Regions from separate parts of the Homo sapiens genome. Here region 1 is linked to region 2. The links are chromatin loops, found by intact Hi-C in ENCODE. Cell type or tissue: OCI-LY7. All regions are shown on one strand. Links, peaks and the distances in the headings refer to the core of each region. The heading gives the core; the rest is flanking DNA. Region 1 overlaps CCR5 (C-C motif chemokine receptor 5). Region 2 overlaps SLC6A20 (solute carrier family 6 member 20).

The links. Hi-C counts contacts between places; a loop is a spot of excess contacts. Peaks named below come from ENCODE experiments on the same cell type or tissue, not always from the same donor. Only the 100,000 strongest peaks of a DNase experiment are listed, where the experiment ranks them.
Region 1: it touches region 2 in a loop (2.9-fold over the local background); 12 of 110 quality-filtered maps call a loop at or near these places.

The regions. Positions count from the first base shown.
Region 1 is chr3:46,374,473-46,383,291 of GRCh38, forward strand. It overlaps CCR5 (C-C motif chemokine receptor 5), which reads left to right. Exons shown (of 2, transcript NM_001394783.1): 2 at 1-1,734. All of the region lies in intron 2 of CCR5AS (CCR5 antisense RNA), which reads right to left. Among named protein-coding and RNA genes, the nearest start is that of CCR5, 7.9 kb to the left of the region's middle. RefSeq lists a silencer at 4,034-4,143 and an enhancer at 5,755-6,256. In OCI-LY7, for the core only: CTCF peaks have their summits at 4,096 (motif pointing left) and 4,315; a DNase peak (open chromatin) is centred at 4,089.
Region 2 is chr3:45,757,432-45,766,250 of GRCh38, forward strand. It overlaps SLC6A20 (solute carrier family 6 member 20), which reads right to left. Exons shown (of 11, transcript NM_020208.4): 8 at 8,106-8,310; 9 at 5,482-5,641; 10 at 2,426-2,591; 11 at 1-1,696. The coding sequence ends at 1,547. Among named protein-coding and RNA genes, the nearest start is that of SLC6A20, 35 kb to the right of the region's middle. In OCI-LY7, for the core only: a CTCF peak has its summit at 3,856 (motif pointing right); a DNase peak (open chromatin) is centred at 3,900.

The DNA of each region.
Region 1 (8,819 bases), core at 403-8,402, 620 kb after region 2:
CCCCTCCAAGGTATGGTTAATAAGTTTCACTGACTTAGAACCAGGCGAGAGACTTGTGGCCTGGGAGAGCTGGGGAAGCTTCTTAAATGAGAAGGAATTTGAGTTGGATCATCTATTGCTGGCAAAGACAGAAGCCTCACTGCAAGCACTGCATGGGCAAGCTTGGCTGTAGAAGGAGACAGAGCTGGTTGGGAAGACATGGGGAGGAAGGACAAGGCTAGATCATGAAGAACCTTGACGGCATTGCTCCGTCTAAGTCATGAGCTGAGCAGGGAGATCCTGGTTGGTGTTGCAGAAGGTTTACTCTGTGGCCAAAGGAGGGTCAGGAAGGATGAGCATTTAGGGCAAGGAGACCACCAACAGCCCTCAGGTCAGGGTGAGGATGGCCTCTGCTAAGCTCAAGGCGTGAGGATGGGAAGGAGGGAGGTATTCGTAAGGATGGGAAGGAGGGAGGTATTCGTGCAGCATATGAGGATGCAGAGTCAGCAGAACTGGGGTGGATTTGGGTTGGAAGTGAGGGTCAGAGAGGAGTCAGAGAGAATCCCTAGTCTTCAAGCAGATTGGAGAAACCCTTGAAAAGACATCAAGCACAGAAGGAGGAGGAGGAGGTTTAGGTCAAGAAGAAGATGGATTGGTGTAAAAGGATGGGTCTGGTTTGCAGAGCTTGAACACAGTCTCACCCAGACTCCAGGCTGTCTTTCACTGAATGCTTCTGACTTCATAGATTTCCTTCCCATCCCAGCTGAAATACTGAGGGGTCTCCAGGAGGAGACTAGATTTATGAATACACGAGGTATGAGGTCTAGGAACATACTTCAGCTCACACATGAGATCTAGGTGAGGATTGATTACCTAGTAGTCATTTCATGGGTTGTTGGGAGGATTCTATGAGGCAACCACAGGCAGCATTTAGCACATACTACACATTCAATAAGCATCAAACTCTTAGTTACTCATTCAGGGATAGCACTGAGCAAAGCATTGAGCAAAGGGGTCCCATAGAGGTGAGGGAAGCCTGAAAAACTAAGATGCTGCCTGCCCAGTGCACACAAGTGTAGGTATCATTTTCTGCATTTAACCGTCAATAGGCAAAGGGGGGAAGGGACATATTCATTTGGAAATAAGCTGCCTTGAGCCTTAAAACCCACAAAAGTACAATTTACCAGCCTCCGTATTTCAGACTGAATGGGGGTGGGGGGGGCGCCTTAGGTACTTATTCCAGATGCCTTCTCCAGACAAACCAGAAGCAACAGAAAAAATCGTCTCTCCCTCCCTTTGAAATGAATATACCCCTTAGTGTTTGGGTATATTCATTTCAAAGGGAGAGAGAGAGGTTTTTTTCTGTTCTGTCTCATATGATTGTGCACATACTTGAGACTGTTTTGAATTTGGGGGATGGCTAAAACCATCATAGTACAGGTAAGGTGAGGGAATAGTAAGTGGTGAGAACTACTCAGGGAATGAAGGTGTCAGAATAATAAGAGGTGCTACTGACTTTCTCAGCCTCTGAATATGAACGGTGAGCATTGTGGCTGTCAGCAGGAAGCAACGAAGGGAAATGTCTTTCCTTTTGCTCTTAAGTTGTGGAGAGTGCAACAGTAGCATAGGACCCTACCCTCTGGGCCAAGTCAAAGACATTCTGACATCTTAGTATTTGCATATTCTTATGTATGTGAAAGTTACAAATTGCTTGAAAGAAAATATGCATCTAATAAAAAACACCTTCTAAAATAATTCATTATATTCTTGCTCTTTCAGTCAAGTGTACATTTAGAGAATAGCACATAAAACTGCCAGAGCATTTTATAAGCAGCTGTTTTCTTCCTTAGTGTGTGTGCATGTGTGTGTGATGTATACAAAGAGAGAGATAATTGTATTTTTGTATTTTCTTTTAAATAATTTTTAAAATTGACCCTTTTCCTGAGACAAATTGCCAGAATAGTTTGTATTTAGAGATGGTACCTCTAAGAGTAAGGTTGCTGGTTGCTGAGCAATTGACTTGAAAACTTTTAAAATTCAAATTTTAATTCCACTACTCAAAAGAATTGCCATGTTTTAAAAAAGAGAATTGGTGCCATAAGTTAGTTGTCTATGTTTGAAAATGAAGAAGATATGCAACGTCATGGCCTGGTCACTTACCCGCAGCCCTGAGTTGTAGGCACATCATATGTGAGAATGAGGATGCTTTTCTTTCATTTAAAATCCCTCCCCAAAACTTGGCTCTAATTGCAGTCATGACAATCATGTACATTTGGATTTATGTGCACGAGTCTCTTACCCTGAGAGAGGACAGGTGCTACAGGTGGAGGGGACCCGTCTGGGTCACGTTCACATTTTGAACATGCTGGTTTTCAGTCACTGCACACTCATCTCCCAGCACAGGTCATGGGCAGCAGATGCAAAAGCTGCCCGTGGTCCTATTTGGAGGTGCATGAAATGAGCAGAAGACAGAACAGCTTGATCTGACTAGAAGGGCAGCTTGTCCCTACCAAGACTTGAAGGATTGCCTTTCATCTGTTAGGGTAAAAGGTAGAATGAACCAAGGAAGGGCAGGAGGGGGCTGGGGTTAGGGTAGAAGGAAGGGGCCATGGAGAAGGGAGATCCATCCCATAGGAGGAAGGCAGTGCGGCAGGGAGGTTTGAAGGTATCAGCTTTTGTGGCTGACATACATGCAGTCATGTCAATTGCTCGTTTTTCCTTTTCCATCTTATTAAATGTCTTCCAACGTTAGCACGAAGAAAAGCTATTTGCAGTGTTGCCAGCCTTTCCAGAGCCCGTCCCCATTACCTCCCCAGGCCCATGCCTTTACTCCTTGGAGTTTCAACTCACGACCTTCAGGATCTGACTTTATTCACCAACTCTGGGGTGAACGTACCTTCTGTCTCCACCCAGAGGTCTCTATCAAAGAGGAGATTGCATGCCATGGATAAAGTCAAAGTAGAGGTGACTGTCCTTAGGAAGAGTAATGTGAAAATTCATAAACTGGGATTCTGTTTACATTTTGTACTCCAGGGGTTCTTAGTTTAAATCGCTCTGAATAAATTAAGATGCAATGGCATTTCAACTGTTATGATTAAATTTACAAATCATTTATTTTCTATCACGGGGAGAGATAGAGCTCCAAATGCAAACATAACTGCTCAAGTGTTAACACTTATAATGAAAACATAAGAATTACCACCAACTACCCTGGGGGCTAGAAGCAGAAATGTGAACCAGAAAACAAATCATGAACTTTCCTTTTTTTTTTTGAGATGGAGTCTCGCTCTGTTGCCCAGGCTGGAGTGCAATGGTGCGATCTCGGCTCACTGCAACCACTGCCTCCCGGGTTCAAGCAATTCTCCTGCCTCAGCCTCCTGAGTAGCTGGGACTACAGGCATGCACCACCACGCCTGGGTAATTTTTTGTATTTTTAGTAGAGACAGGGTTTCACCGTATTAGCCAGGATGCTCTCGATCTCCTGACCTCGTGATCTGCCCGCCTCGGCCTCCCACCGAAGTGCTGGGATTACAGGCATGAGCCACTGTGCCCGGCCAACAAATCATGAACTTTCTAACTGCAGTTCCTTGTAGCTTGTTAACACATCCACTTACTTATTGTCAGAGTACGTGGAGATTTTCCACAACCCTCGGGGATAAGGCTGAACAGAAGAGGCAAAAACGTGAAAACATTTCGATAGCTCCTATACTTTGAAATAAAATTCACTGTAAAAGTTGCTTGTATTTTTCCAAAACAGAGTCAACCCTTAATATTTAAGATTCTGTATACAAATACATATTTTTATATAATTAATATATATTGTCATATGACATATATCTTTATATTAATATGCATGCATATAATATATATTTCCTTCCTAATTTTCTATAAGCAATTTTACAAGACTGACTTCTATTTGCCTCCTTATTGTTACTACGTGGTTTGATAATCCGTTTTGTGTCATTGTGATTCTGTCATGTTTTGGGGACTTATTTTTGTTTCTCTGGGTGGTCACTAGTTTTTTTAAAGCATTCATGGAAGAGTGTGAATCTTTTACAAGCTAGGAAGCCATGGCAAGCCTTGGGTCATACTGCCCCCGCGAGGCCACATTGGCAAACCAGCAAGGGTGTTCAACTTCCAGACTTGGCCATGGAGAAGACACACGAGGAGGCTTTTCACATTCAGCTCTTTAATGTTTGTCTCTGCCGGCACCATCCCAGTTGTGAAAAAGAGGTATTTCCACAGCGGCTCAGGGTAGGTAGTGCACAGCTCACATTCATCATTTCTGAAAACCGAGAGGAGTCTCCATTCGGGGTACAGGTTGATGCCTGTCGTGGAATGAAGGTTCCAACACCCAGACCAATCTCTGCAGTGTGCTGCTCTCATGAGCTTGCAACAAGATCAGAAAATGTTTTGTGACTAAGCATTTTTCATATTGCATAAAATGCTTCAAGCTCCTCCCTTGTTTCTCTCTATAATCCTGTATATCTGATGATTGTGGGTACCAAGTGTTTGAAATAATCAAATGTGATTTGATGTTGGTAAATTTCTTTTTTTTTTTTTTTTTACTTCTATTTTTTTTATTATACTTTAAGTTTTAGGGTACATGTGCACATTGTGCAGGTTAGTTACATATGTATACATGTGCCATGCTGGTGCGCTGCACCCACTAACTCGTCATCTAGCATTAGGTATATCTCCCAATGCTATCCCTCCCCCCTCCCCCCACCCCACCACAGTCCCCAAAGTGTGATATTCCCCTTCCTATGTCCATGTGATCTCATTGTTCAATTCCCACCTATGAGTGAGAATATGCGGTGTTTGGTTTTTTGTTCTTGCGATAGTTTACTGAGAATGATGGTTTCCAATTTCATCCATGTCCCTACAAAGGACATGAACATAGCAAAGACTTGGAACCAACCCAAATGTCCAACAATGATAGACTGGATTAAGAAAATGTGGCACATATACACCATGGTAAATTTCTTTATCATTCGCACTCTCCTTTCTCTATTATTGTTATTGTAACTGAACCGCAGATTAGTCACTCATTGCTTGCAGAATCCAATTAACAAGAGCGAGGTCAGATATAAAGAAAATGATTTATTCCAAACCTCCTTCAGGGAAGAGGTGCAGCCTCCTGCCTCTAAATGCACTGCTTCGCCAGGCGTGGTGGCTCACACCTGTAATCCCAGCACTTTGGGAGACCGAGGAGGGCAGATCACTTAAGGTCAGGAGTTCAAGACCGGCCTGGCCAATATAGTGAAACCCCTGCCTCTACTAAAAATACAAAAAATTAGCCAGACGTGGTGGCGGGTGCTTGTAATCCCAGCTACTCGGGAGGCTGAGGCAGGAGAATCGCTTGAACCTGGGAGGTGGAAGTTGCAGTGAGCTGACATCTAGCCACTGCACTCCAGCCTGGGTGACAGAGTGAGACTCTGTCTCAAAATAAATAAATAAATAAATAAATAAATAAATAAATAAATAGTAAATGCACTGCTTTGCTTTTGGAGCAGAAAGCAGGCACTTTGAAAAGGCAGGGGAGGAAGTGAGCAAGGGCAGGGGGTCTGCACACTGGCATGGTGCCTGATCTATCCAGGCAGTTGAATTGGCACTTTCATAGGCAGAAATAAGTTGAAAAAGTGGCCTAAAACTCTCTAGGTGGGAGTGGATAGTGGGCATGCCTTCAACCTGCCTTTCTGGAGGGTGAGTTCCATGGCAACCCCCTGAAGGGTGAGAGTTCCATGGAGATCATGCTTTGGTCTGTAAATCAGCTGTTAACTCTCTAGAAAGTTCTGTCTTGGAGCATATAGTTAGATGAACTTGCCCTGTAAAGAATGTCTGGTGAAGGGGAAGTAAAAGGTGAGATTTGCATTTCTAAAGGGCTAAGTAGAAAGTGGGGTACAAGAGGAAAGGAGAAAAGAGAAAATAATTTAAAAAATAATTGTAACTTATTCCCTTTTACTTAGAAAAAAGGGAATACTCAGTTACATTATCACCTCGTTTACATCAAACCCTCTTATGGAATCCTATGGTTTGAAAACAAAAAGGTTGTTGAGGACCAGTGAGCCCAACCCCTTTGCTTTATAAATGAAGAGCATTGCCTGCCCTAAGCCCCAGAGACTCTGATGTCGTGGGTCTGGAGTGGGCTCCAACAGCGGCATGTTTTGATGGTGCTTCCCAGTGGCACGCCAGCGATGAGCCTTTGAGTAGGGAAAGTAGGAGCACTCGTGACTCCCTTCACGATCAGCACCTGTGTGCTAATAAATTCACAAAAGCCAACATATTGGAGTCACTCAGGGAGTTTTACAAATAGTGAGGTTAAATCCAACCTCAAATAGTTCTGATTCGATCTGCCTGCATTGCTGCCCTGTGGTTCCCCACTGTAGAAGCTCCCCAGGTGATTCTAAGTGTAGCCAAGTCTGAGAAATACTGCCTAAAGCCTGTTGGACTGACAGCAAGGGCTGTTGTCTGAGCAAGACTTTGCCTGGCCTGGGGTGGCATGTGCACCAGGAAGAGTCTCAACTTTCATAACAGAACATTCCCCAAGCTGGTTTTTTTAAAGCATGTGAATCTAGACTTCATTGGCAATACCAAAGATCTGTATTTGAGGCTCCAAGTATTTCACTTTCATTTTTGGTTTTGGGTTATGTTTTCACCCTTCCTTTCCAAGTGAAAAGTAAACAGAAGTGGGATGTCTGGCGCCCATGCTGAGCTTGGCAACTTCAAATTCAATAGAGAAGAAGTCTCTTGTATAGAAAAGGGCCTGTCTGAGATGTTTCTCAAATAAATATAGATTTTGCTTATGTGGCTAAAGGATTCTTCTCCCCCCATTTCCTTATCCCTGCAGTGAGCCATCCTTCTTAACTCTTTCCATGAAAGCATTATTCCTGAAGAACTGGGAACTCATGCCAGCCCTGATCAGGCAATGATAATTCTGCAGAGAATTAGAATTTAGATTTAAATTGTCAACTCTTATACATCCTGGCATATGGTTTAAACACATGTACACACACACAAACACCTCCTACTATTTACTGAAGAGCAGATATCTGATAACTTAATCTTTTTGGTTTTGAGTCAAGACAATTCCTCCTTTTGAAACTGCATACCGCTGAATATAATAAAATGTAATTAAGATTAAAAATAAGAAACTAATGGGAGAATTTCAATATTGTCTATGTTCACTTTAAAATTCCTCTACTTAGGTTTACTGCCATTACCAAAGACTATTCAAAAATCCTTTTTAGGAGAATCCTAATGGTTTCCTGACATATAATCAAATAAGGACTCTGTTGATTGGCTAACTCAATCTTCCTGTGCCAAAAAGCAGAGCCCAGCAGAGAAGAGGGCAGGGACTTGAAAGTCAGACTGACTCGAGTTCCAGCCTTGGGGCTGTGGGAGCTTGGGCAAGTGACTTAACGTCTCTGGCTCTCAGGATCTAAAAGGATTTCCAGTAGTAATTTGGGGTGTTACTGATACAGGAGCTAAAAAGAAATTATTTAGGTGGTTAGTGAGGGTCAGAGAGTCCTCGGTAAGATTTGCCTTTTAACAAAAAGCAGCCCCAAAATCATTTGTTTGCTAACAAAGAGAAGCCTGTAAAATTGAGCTGCAGACATAGATAAGCAAGCTGGAAGCTTGCACGGGTGAATGCCGGCAGCTGTGCCAATAGGAAAAGGCTATCTGGGGGCCAGGCATGTTCAACATGGATTCTCCATCTTCCCTTTTCTTTGTCAACCAAGTGTACAGTAAAGGAACAGGCAACATGGCACGGGCCAGGTAGAGAACCCTTCTGCATAATAAAAGATTAGGGTGAGATGGCCAGCTTCTTCCCGTGCTATGTAAATGGCATACCTGGTCCAACCAGTCTTTTGGGCCCTGTGTAAATCAGACACCGCCTCCTCAAGTTAGTCTATAAAACCCCATGCATTTTACCGTGAAACTGGGAGATCCACTCGGAACCCCCTCCTGCACGAGAGACCTTTTCTCTTTTGCCTATTACACTTCCGCTCTTAAACTCACTGCTCATGTGTTAGCATCCTTGATTTCCTTGGCATGAGGCAACGAACCTTGTGTATTACCCCATACAAATGATGCTGCTTCATTACTAATAGCAACCTGACAGGGTTGTGTTGGGGTATAAATTATCTAGACCAGGGAGATCCAATATAATTTTTTTGTAATGACGGGAATGCTTTGTATCTGCATCATCCAAAATGGTAGCCACCAGGCCAGGGTGAAATGTGGCCAGTGTGACTGAGGAACTGAATGTTTTCCATGATTTAATTTAAATGTGGCCAATGGCTACTGTAGGAGACAGTGTGAGTCTGGCATATTATAAATAATAAATATTAATATAATTTGAACTTTGGCATCAGTGTTTCCTAGATTTGAATTACTATGCAAGTTGCTTACTGTTTCCAAGCCTCAGCTTTCTAATCTGTAATTGGGGCTAATAATAGTATCTGCCTTACAGGTTTGTTCAGAGGATAAATGAGAAATTGCATGTTGAGGGCTTAACACAGTGCCTGGCACATAAAAGCTCTGGTAACAGTTAGCCACTTTAATAATTTGCTAATAATGGCTATTTCTTCTTCAGATTAGGATGTGCTCCCCCAAACAGTGCACTTAGACATAGCGGGCAATCCAGCTCACTCTCTGCAGTGAGAGAGAAGCACTGGCCGACCAGAGTCAGCCAGGGGCTCATGGGTATGAAATCAACAGCATGATTTTGTAAGTAATGGATGGAAAGGGCCTCACAACTTTATGGCACTGTGTTCAATTTGCTTGGTCTTCTGTAGCTCCTTTTGAAAGCCTTTTAGGGTGGATTAACCTGCTAC
Region 2 (8,819 bases), core at 281-8,280:
CTGCTGTGCATTGTGTCCCTGGTTAATCGAGAATGGAGAATGGCGATGACTTCTACCAAGCATACAGCCTGCAAACATATTGTTAACAAGGCACATCCTGCACAGCCCTAAATCCATTAAACTTTGATTCATTACAGCGCATGTTTCTGTGAGCACAGAGTTGGGGCTAAAGTTATAGGCTAACAACATCTCAAAGCAGAAACAATTTTTCTTAGTACAGATCAAAATGGAGTTTCTTATGTCTTCCTTTTCTACACAGACACAGTAACAATCTGATCTTTCTTTTCCCCACATGGACTAATGCGATATCATAGATATGGTGTGTCTTCAGTTACAAGATGCTCTGTTTGAATTATATACATTTTAGAAAACTATGTACAGATGAATAATTTAAAATTAATTGTAAGTGGTATTTGTGGTCTTGATAGAGTTGGCCACGATGTCCAAATGTAATATTAAGCCTATGGGAAAGTCAGAGCCACTTTTTTTTTTTTTTTTTTTTGAGTCAGAGTCTTGCTCTGTCGCCCAGACTGGAGTGGAGTGGCATGATCTTGGCTCACAGCAACCGCCACCTCCTAGGTTCAAATGATTCTTGTGCCTCAGCAGCCAGAGTAGCTGGAATTACAGGCCTATGCCACCACTCCCAGCTAATTTTTTTGTATTTTTAGTAGAAATGGGGTTTCGCCATGTTGGCCAGGCTGGCCTCAAACTCCTGACCTCAAGTGATCCACCCACCTTGACCCCCAAGGTGCTAGGATTACAGGCGTGAGCCACCGTGCCCAGCTGAGATCCACTTTCATTCTCACCTCACAGTGGCTCCTGACTCCTTTTCCAATGCACCAAGACACACACCACGGAGGGATGTCTGCACAGACTTCTAATGTGGTTTGGGGTTGCAAACTGTAGTTGGGGCAATTTTTTGTAGAGAGGTCTGGTCCTGGACCCACCGTCAGAGACCTTAGAGAAAGGATCCCTTTGGGGGTCCCAGACAAAGATCTTCTTTCTTTATAACTTGTCATCCTAAGATTTAAAGGGTGGAAGGGGAACACAGAAATTGCATATTCACTACAACTCAAAAAAGAAGAGAATTAATTTTGCACCACTGACAAATAGGTCATCTTAGGCACTTCAAAACTCCTTAAATGGATCTAAAAATATTTGTCCTCTAATATTTTGGTGTCTCTTCAGCCAAAAACAAAAATTGCTTAAATTTGGTCCCATAAGAATTATAGTCATATTTCAGTTTGCAATGTGCCCTAATTCTAGGGCTTTCCTGGAATGAAGGATGCAGTTATCTTTGAGACCGGCTTTCATAGCCCACCCCCTTCCATGATGAGGAGGCAGGTGACAGGGAGGAACAGCCACCACGGGAGGGTGTGCGTTCTCCCAAGGGAGTTTTCTTCCTGCACACCTTCCTCATCTTCTTTAGACACTCAGGAAGTTGATGGGCTGAGCACTCCTGGCTTAAGCATTTGAAAAAGCAGCCGAGGAGTTTCCGCCTGTAAATAGTATCTGTAAAACCGTGAGCGGCTGGGAAGCCCACATCTCAGGCCACGGGGTCTGCGTCTCCCCTCTTGAGGCGACGCTGAACAAAAGTCCCCAGGGCCGCCAGGGGGATGCACATGGTGGAGGAGGCCACAAGCAGCCCGATGACAGCCAGTGCATAGGCCGGGTAATCTTTGGTCACGAGCTGGCCCTGAAAGGAGAGACTGAGTGTCAGCAGAGAGCACCTGCTGAGCACTGCCCCTGGGCCTCAGGGCCCATCCGTGATGGGGAGGTGATGTGACGTGGGCAGAGAGCATGTGGGGCCGGTGTCCTCACTCCTGGGGCCACGGGCTCTGCAATTCACTAGCAAATGTGCCAGGAGCCTAACTGCCCTCACCTTCTTTTTCTTCCATAAACTAGGAATAATAGTAACTACTTGAACCAGTGGGTGTAGAGCTATTGTTTGGAGCTACCCATAATGAATAACCATGGTAATAATCAAGCACCTTATGTCTAAGGCAACTTTCAGGGAACCTAAACTGTAGGCGACTACTCTTAGCCTGGAATGGGACTTTCCCGTGAAGGTAGCAACGTTCTCTGTCAGTGCTGTCTGCTGCGGTAGGCGCGGAGGAGAGCGCTGCTCAGGAGGCAGGAGCTGGCGCCTTTGCAGCGGGAGTTTTTCTCAGCTTCCGGGGGACAGGTGGATGGGGAAGCTCTGGAGGAGTGCCTTCCTCTCGCCCCACTGAAGCACATACCTAAAAGCTCAAAGCCCAGCTCCTCCGTGCTGGACTATTTCTAAAATACCTCAGTGATATTTCCATGTCGTGACAAATAACCTACCCACACCATGGAAATAGTCCCCTGGTTTCGGAAAATGAATGGCCCATGCTTTTCAGTGGCCATGGGGGCCCAGCGCCAGCCCTACGGAGACAGTAGATACCTGGGAGGCGTCCCAGGCTTGATACTTCAGGGTCCCCGTGAGGATGTAGTCGCTCAGGTAGAAGACAAAGAGGCTGACAATCAGCAGTGGGCTTACGCCAGCCCACATCACCTTCCAGTACCAGCTCACAGCTCGGCCGGTCATGGCCTTAAGGTCACTTTCAAATCTATTTGGAAAACAGGGAGAGAAAGTCTGGATTAACCAGGCTGCGGAGGTCAGGGCGTCCAGCTTGCCTGTCCCTATTCACAAAGGAACATTCTGTTCTAGGTGGTAAAGGATGTCTGAGCTTGGCCACTGGGCTCCTCTGTGACACCTTCTTGAGAGACGAGTGCTGCGGTGGGGAGGGGAGAAGGGCTGAGGCTGCCCAGAAGGGATGACGGAGCAAGCAACCCGCAGAGAGTGGACATCAGAAGACGCCTTCCTAATGCCAGCCTTCAGATGAAGGCTGCTGGCATAGCCCAGAGGGCAGCCTCCAGGAATGGTGGGCACAGGCAGCAGGGGATGGACATTTGTCAGGCTGGTCATCAATGACAGGGACTTCTTGGGCGGCTTTGCCCACCCCCCTACCCAGCCCGCCCCTGTCAATCAGTGACTCCCTTTCCCAGTAGAAACACCACGGAGCAGAATCACTTGGTCCATTGAAACCAGAGCAGGTTTTCTGGGACAGAGGAAGAGCCAACCTCGGACTGAAGGACCGTAGCCCTGGCCTGCTGGAGCTGGTCTAGAGTGGCCAGGGCAGTGAGTCCCAAAGGCGTTGCCCACAGCCACCATCACCACCTCCATCATGCCTGTAGCTCTCTTTTCCCTCTTCTTTACTTTTAAACCTACGGTTAGCAGCAGCACAACAGCAGCCAGTTTCTCATCGACTTGACAAACTAAGTACGTGTGTTTTTGAATACACGTACACAGTATAAAAAGTATCTTTGGCATTTTGGGAGATGTTGGCCCAACGAAACTCCCCATTTCACACAGGAGGAACCAAGGCCCAGGGCTGCGATGCCTTCTTCCTTAGGGCTTGGTAAAGACCAGGCCCAGAACCTGGGTTGGCCTCCTGCCTCCAGCCCAGAGCCTTTAAACCTGCTCCCTACAGCGGAAGAGGCAGCCTTGGCGGGAGGGGCTGGGGTGGTGTGGGTGTGACGTCACCAGCTGCAGCCACAGCCCCTCCCTCCCTGGGACCTGCTGCATGTCCTGGGTGTCCATGCGAGGCTGTGTGGCGACCACCACCTGCCCTTTGCTGCTGCTGACGTAGTTGGACTCTAGGCTGCAGGCCATGAAGGCTCATGTATGTGACACGAAAACCTGGGGCTTTCAAAATCAGACAGGTGAAAAAGTGTTGGGGGTCCTCTTGTCCCTTCACACCCCCATAACCCCCCCCCCTTTCCTGGATGGAGAAAGTTGGGAAGAGCTGGCTGCAGAAAAGCCCCAGGACACTGTTGCTGGGTGGTCACTAGATGGCGGTGTCACCTGAGCAAGCCGAAGCACTCCCCTCCTGCCACTTACATGGTCAGTCCACCTACGACATCTCCAAGGCACGTTTGTTTCTGCCTCTGTCTCCCTTCACCAGCCCCTTTTTGATGGACTTGTGCCCCTCACCCATCTAGTGACCTCCAGCGGGCCCTAGGTTCTGTTCCTCTCTCCCAACCTTCTCTTTTTATCCTGAAACACTCACCCTCTCAGTGACCAATCTCTTTCTCCCTCTAGACTGGCATTTCCTAGGTGACCAGGGATTTTCCCAATTTTAGTACTGAAAGTTCCACGTCCCAGAAAACCCCTCAATCCTGGGGAAACAGGGAGAGTTGGTCCCCTTAACACTAGTGTCCTCAAAATGTTAGTAGCTAAGGGTGGGAGTCGGGTGAGAGGAGGGTGAAAAGGCATTCCTTGACCAAGTAAGTCTGGAAATGCTGCAATTCTAACCCTCTCTTTGGGATCCACAACTGTCTTTAAGATTCTGAGAAGTCCTACGGGAAAGACATCAATTTGGCTTTGTTTAACTTATGTCCTGATGGATCATGGGAGATCCCTCAGCATGGCACGGGACCCTGGCCTTTCCGGGGACACAGCAGGGATTGCTGCTTCAGGGATGCCTGCCTCCCAGAGTGTTGTCAATGTCTCCCTCCCCACCCTGAACCAGCACAGAGGATCAAAAAGACTGGGGAAGAGGGCAGAAAACAACGTGGCACAGCCTCCTCGCCCAAACCGCACCCACTAGAGCAGCGCTGCCCAAACTGTGATGTGCCTCAGGCCCCCTGGACATAGTGTGAAGATACAGGATCTGATTCAGCAGGATGGGGTGGGCCCGAGCTTCTGCAGTCCCAACGAGCGCCTTGTTGCTGCTGCTCCCGCTCTAGGGACCACACTTGAGGTAGCAAAGCTCTCTAGGCCAGTGGTTCTCAAAGTGTGGGTGCCAGACTCATCTGGGAACCTGCTAGAAATGTGAATTCTTGGCCCTCCCCTGGCCTGCCTGATCAGAACCCTGGGGGTGAGTCTCACAGCTGTGTTTGACCAGCCCAAGGGACTCTGAGGCACACTCGAGTTTGAAGGTTGCTCTAGACCAGTGGCTCTTGCCCCAGCTGCACATTCCATCACCTGGGGAGAACTAAAACATTCCAGTCCCGTGCTGTGCACTGGGATTGAGAACCTCACTGACTAAATTTTGAATCTGCCAAATTTTCTAAGGTCTAAGTTATCAACTGGACTTTGGTCAGGGTTCTTGGAAAATACTGATGTTGGCCGATGATCAGAGCATCCAGTGCCTGGAGGCACAATTCCCTGCCCCAGTAAGCTGTGGGGGTCCAGCAGGGTCAACCCTAAAACAGCCTATGATACAAAGCAAAAGTACAGGGAATAGAGAAAAAGATATTCACTGAAGCAAACTGAGCATGGAATAGAGGCAGAGCATAAGCTGAGATCTGCGGGCAAAGAACAAACGTTGAGTCATGATGCGAAGCTTAAAGAAGAGGTGAAGATGTGCATCAAGAAACAGCTGTTTTCCTTGAGGGGCGTGGCCTCTGTGGCTGTGTTTTCCCTATGCAAATGAGGGTCCTGGGCCTCCTCACCTCCTCAGCCCGTACACGTAGCACACGGCAATCGTCTCCACCAGCACGATGAGCAGCAGGGACAGTGTGGCCGCGTAGTCGTTGAATATGTCAAACCAGTAGTTCCCAGCCTCCATCGTGAACACCATGCCAATGGCACAGTTGACAAGGCACACCAGACCTGGGGGCCACAAGACCAGCTGCTCACCTGCCCGAGACCCCCCCACTACTGCTTACCAGTTCTCTACAGGACAGTGGGGTCGTCGGCCCTCAGGGAATTTTGGCTGATTGCTTCATCCACATGGGTTGAAAGAGCTGTCATGGTTTGGACTCTCTGAAGGTGTGTGCCACGTGTGTGGGGCAGGGGGCACAATGGTGTCCCGAAGCGTGTTGGCAGGGGTCACTGATGTTGACTCACTGAGCTGCCCTGCAGGGGTGGCAGAGCTTAAAGCTCAATGAACAAGCAGACGTAGTGGGCACTGTCATTCCAGGATCCCGCCCAGGCTGTGGGTCTACAATTATAACCCCCGCTGTTTATCCCAACAACTCAGCCCTGGAGCTCATGAGAAATGAATCAGGGGAGGAGGCTTGAATATGGAGTGGCCCCATCAGGACTTCCTAGAGAGGACTTGCCTCCACCCAGAAGAGGGTGGGGCAGGGAAGAGACAAATGTCCACCCAGATCCTCCCTTGTGCCAGGCACTTGCAATGCGTTGGACCCTTAGGCCTCTGAGGCAGGTGTCCGGAGCCCCCTTTCACAGATGGGAAGGCAAGGCTCAGAGATGTCTAAGGCTCCCCCGACATCCCATAGCACATCCATGGCAGAGTGAGGATTCAGACCCAGGCCCTTTAGCCTCCAGAACCTGGGCCTTCATCCCAGGCCCCTCCAGCTGCCTTCCCTGGGGACCCCATGCATGTCTGAGTCTAGAGCCCACACCTGCCCTTTCCACTAGCACACCGTACACTGCCAGCTACCGAGCCCTCCTGCTATCCCGACGGGGACACACAAGGAGAAAGGGGCCATGCGCTGGCTGAAGGCTATGGGCACACCTAGTGTTGGCTACAAAGACCAGGCCTGAGGAGGGGGTCTAAGTGCTGCAGCACTCTGAAGAGGTGGGGGCAACTCCAACTGGAGTGGTCGGGGCTTGAAGGAGATGGCCTGGGAGCTGGGTTTGATTCATCCTGCATGTCAAGGAATGGTGTTTTCAGAGACGGAGTAGTGTAGGCCACAGGGTCCTTGAGGCACTGCCTGATTGGAGTGGAGCAGATGGGCCAGGGAGTGAAACCATGAGAGATGTAATTGGAAAAGCCAGCTCATTTCCTAAGATCTGAAATGTCCATCAACAGCAGAATGGATAAAGAAACTGTGGTATGTCACCTTACAATGGATTATTGTATAGGCACAAAAAGGGGCAGACGATCGCTGCTCGAAACAACATGAGTGGATCTCACAGGTAGATTCTGAGTGAAGACAATAGACGTAGAGTGTGTACAATAGGACTTCGTTCATATGAAATTCAGGAACAGGAAGGCCAGGCGCAATGACTCATGCCTGTAATCCCAGTATTTTGGGAGGCCAAGGCAGGCAGATCACTTGAGGTCAGGAGTTTGAGACCAGCCTGGCCAACACGGGGAAACCCCATCTTTACTAAAATACAAAAATTAGCCAGGCATCATGGTGTGCACCTATAATCCCAGCTACTCAGGAGGATGAGGCACGAGAATAGCTTGAGCCTGGGAGGTGGAGGTTGCAGTGAGCCAAGATCGCACCATTGCACTCCAGCCTGGGTGACAGAGTGAGACTGTTTCTTTAAAAACAAAAAAAAAAAAAAAAGGAAAAAAACCCCTAAAATGTAGAAGTCAGAAATAGAGGTGAACTCCAGGGGTGCATACTGCCTGGGAAGGGGTGTGAAGGAACTGTCTAGGGTGTGGAAAATGTTCTGTATCTTGACCTAGGTGGTGGTTCCTTGGGTGGATACATATGTAAAATCCACTGAGTTTGTACTTAAGAAATGTACACTTTATAATGGTCATACTTCAGGCCAGGTGTGGTGGCTCACACCTGTAATCCCAGCACTTTCGGAGGCTGAGATGGGCGAATCACCTGGGGTCAGGAGTTCGAGACCAGCCTGGCCAACATGGTGAAACCCCTTCTCTACTAAAAATACAAAAATTAGCCAGGTGTCATGGCGTGCACCTGTAATCCCAGCTACTCGGGAGGGTGAGGCAGGAGAATCACTTGAACCTGGGAGATGGAGGTTGCAGTGAGCCAAGATCACGCCACTGAACTCCAGCCTGGGCAACAGAGCGAGACTCCGTCTGAAATATATATAATATACTTCAATGAAAATGAACAGAAACAAAATCGAGTTCTCTCCTAGCCTGGAGAACTTTGAATGTCAGGTTGGGGAGTTGGGTTGGGGTGGCCACTTCACTTCCCTGTGATGTGGAGAATGGAACGCACAGGGTGAATCACATGGCCCAGGTCCCAGGTTGTGAGAAGACATGGCAGGACCGTGGTGAGGTGGCTGCAACCCCCTGTAGCCACCTGAACCAGCCCATGACCCCTGAGGGAGCTCTCCCCTGTTCACCCCCACGCCTTGGCCCTCCTGACCCCTGCCTCCTCCACTGGCTGGCCCCGCTGACCTGAGATGGCCTCCTTGGGCAGGTGGCTGGAGATGATCTTGCTGTCTGTCAGAGGGGTGAGGATGGCCGCTGTGTTCCCCAGCATGCTCCCAATGCCCAGCATCAGCAGCATGAAGAAGTAGAGCACCGACCACAGCTGGGACACCTCCATGTTTTTAATGGCCTCTGTGTAGACGATGAATGCCAGGCCAGTGCCCTGGACGGCCTGCCCAGGGTGAGAAGACACCAGTTACATGCAAGAGGGACTTATAGTCTTATTCACGCACTCAGTACTAAGCAACATGGGGGACCTTGGAAGTGGCCATGAGAAGCCACATTGTGAGGTTGGAGCTTCCATCTGCAGATCAACCCCTTACACTCAGCTGGGCTGAAACGAAATGGGAGCTGCCAGGAGCTCATATATGCAAAGCACGTGAGAACTTGTAGCCAGCCTGCAACACTGAGTTCCCCTCTCCTGCCCCAACTTACGTACATTCTGGATGAAAGATAATAAAACAATGGATAATTTCTGCTTCTAATGTGATGACCGACTAGGTGTCCTGAAACCTCCGTGGCTGGGACCTGAGGAGGGAGGGCGGGGCCAGGGCAGCAGGAAGCAGAATTGTAGGGAGACAGCTTGGTCAGCAGGCAACCAGGAGGGGCAGGTGCTCAGCGGTCACGTCCCTGTGCTGGTAACTCTGTTGCGGAAATGTTAAACTATGGAAATTGAGGCTG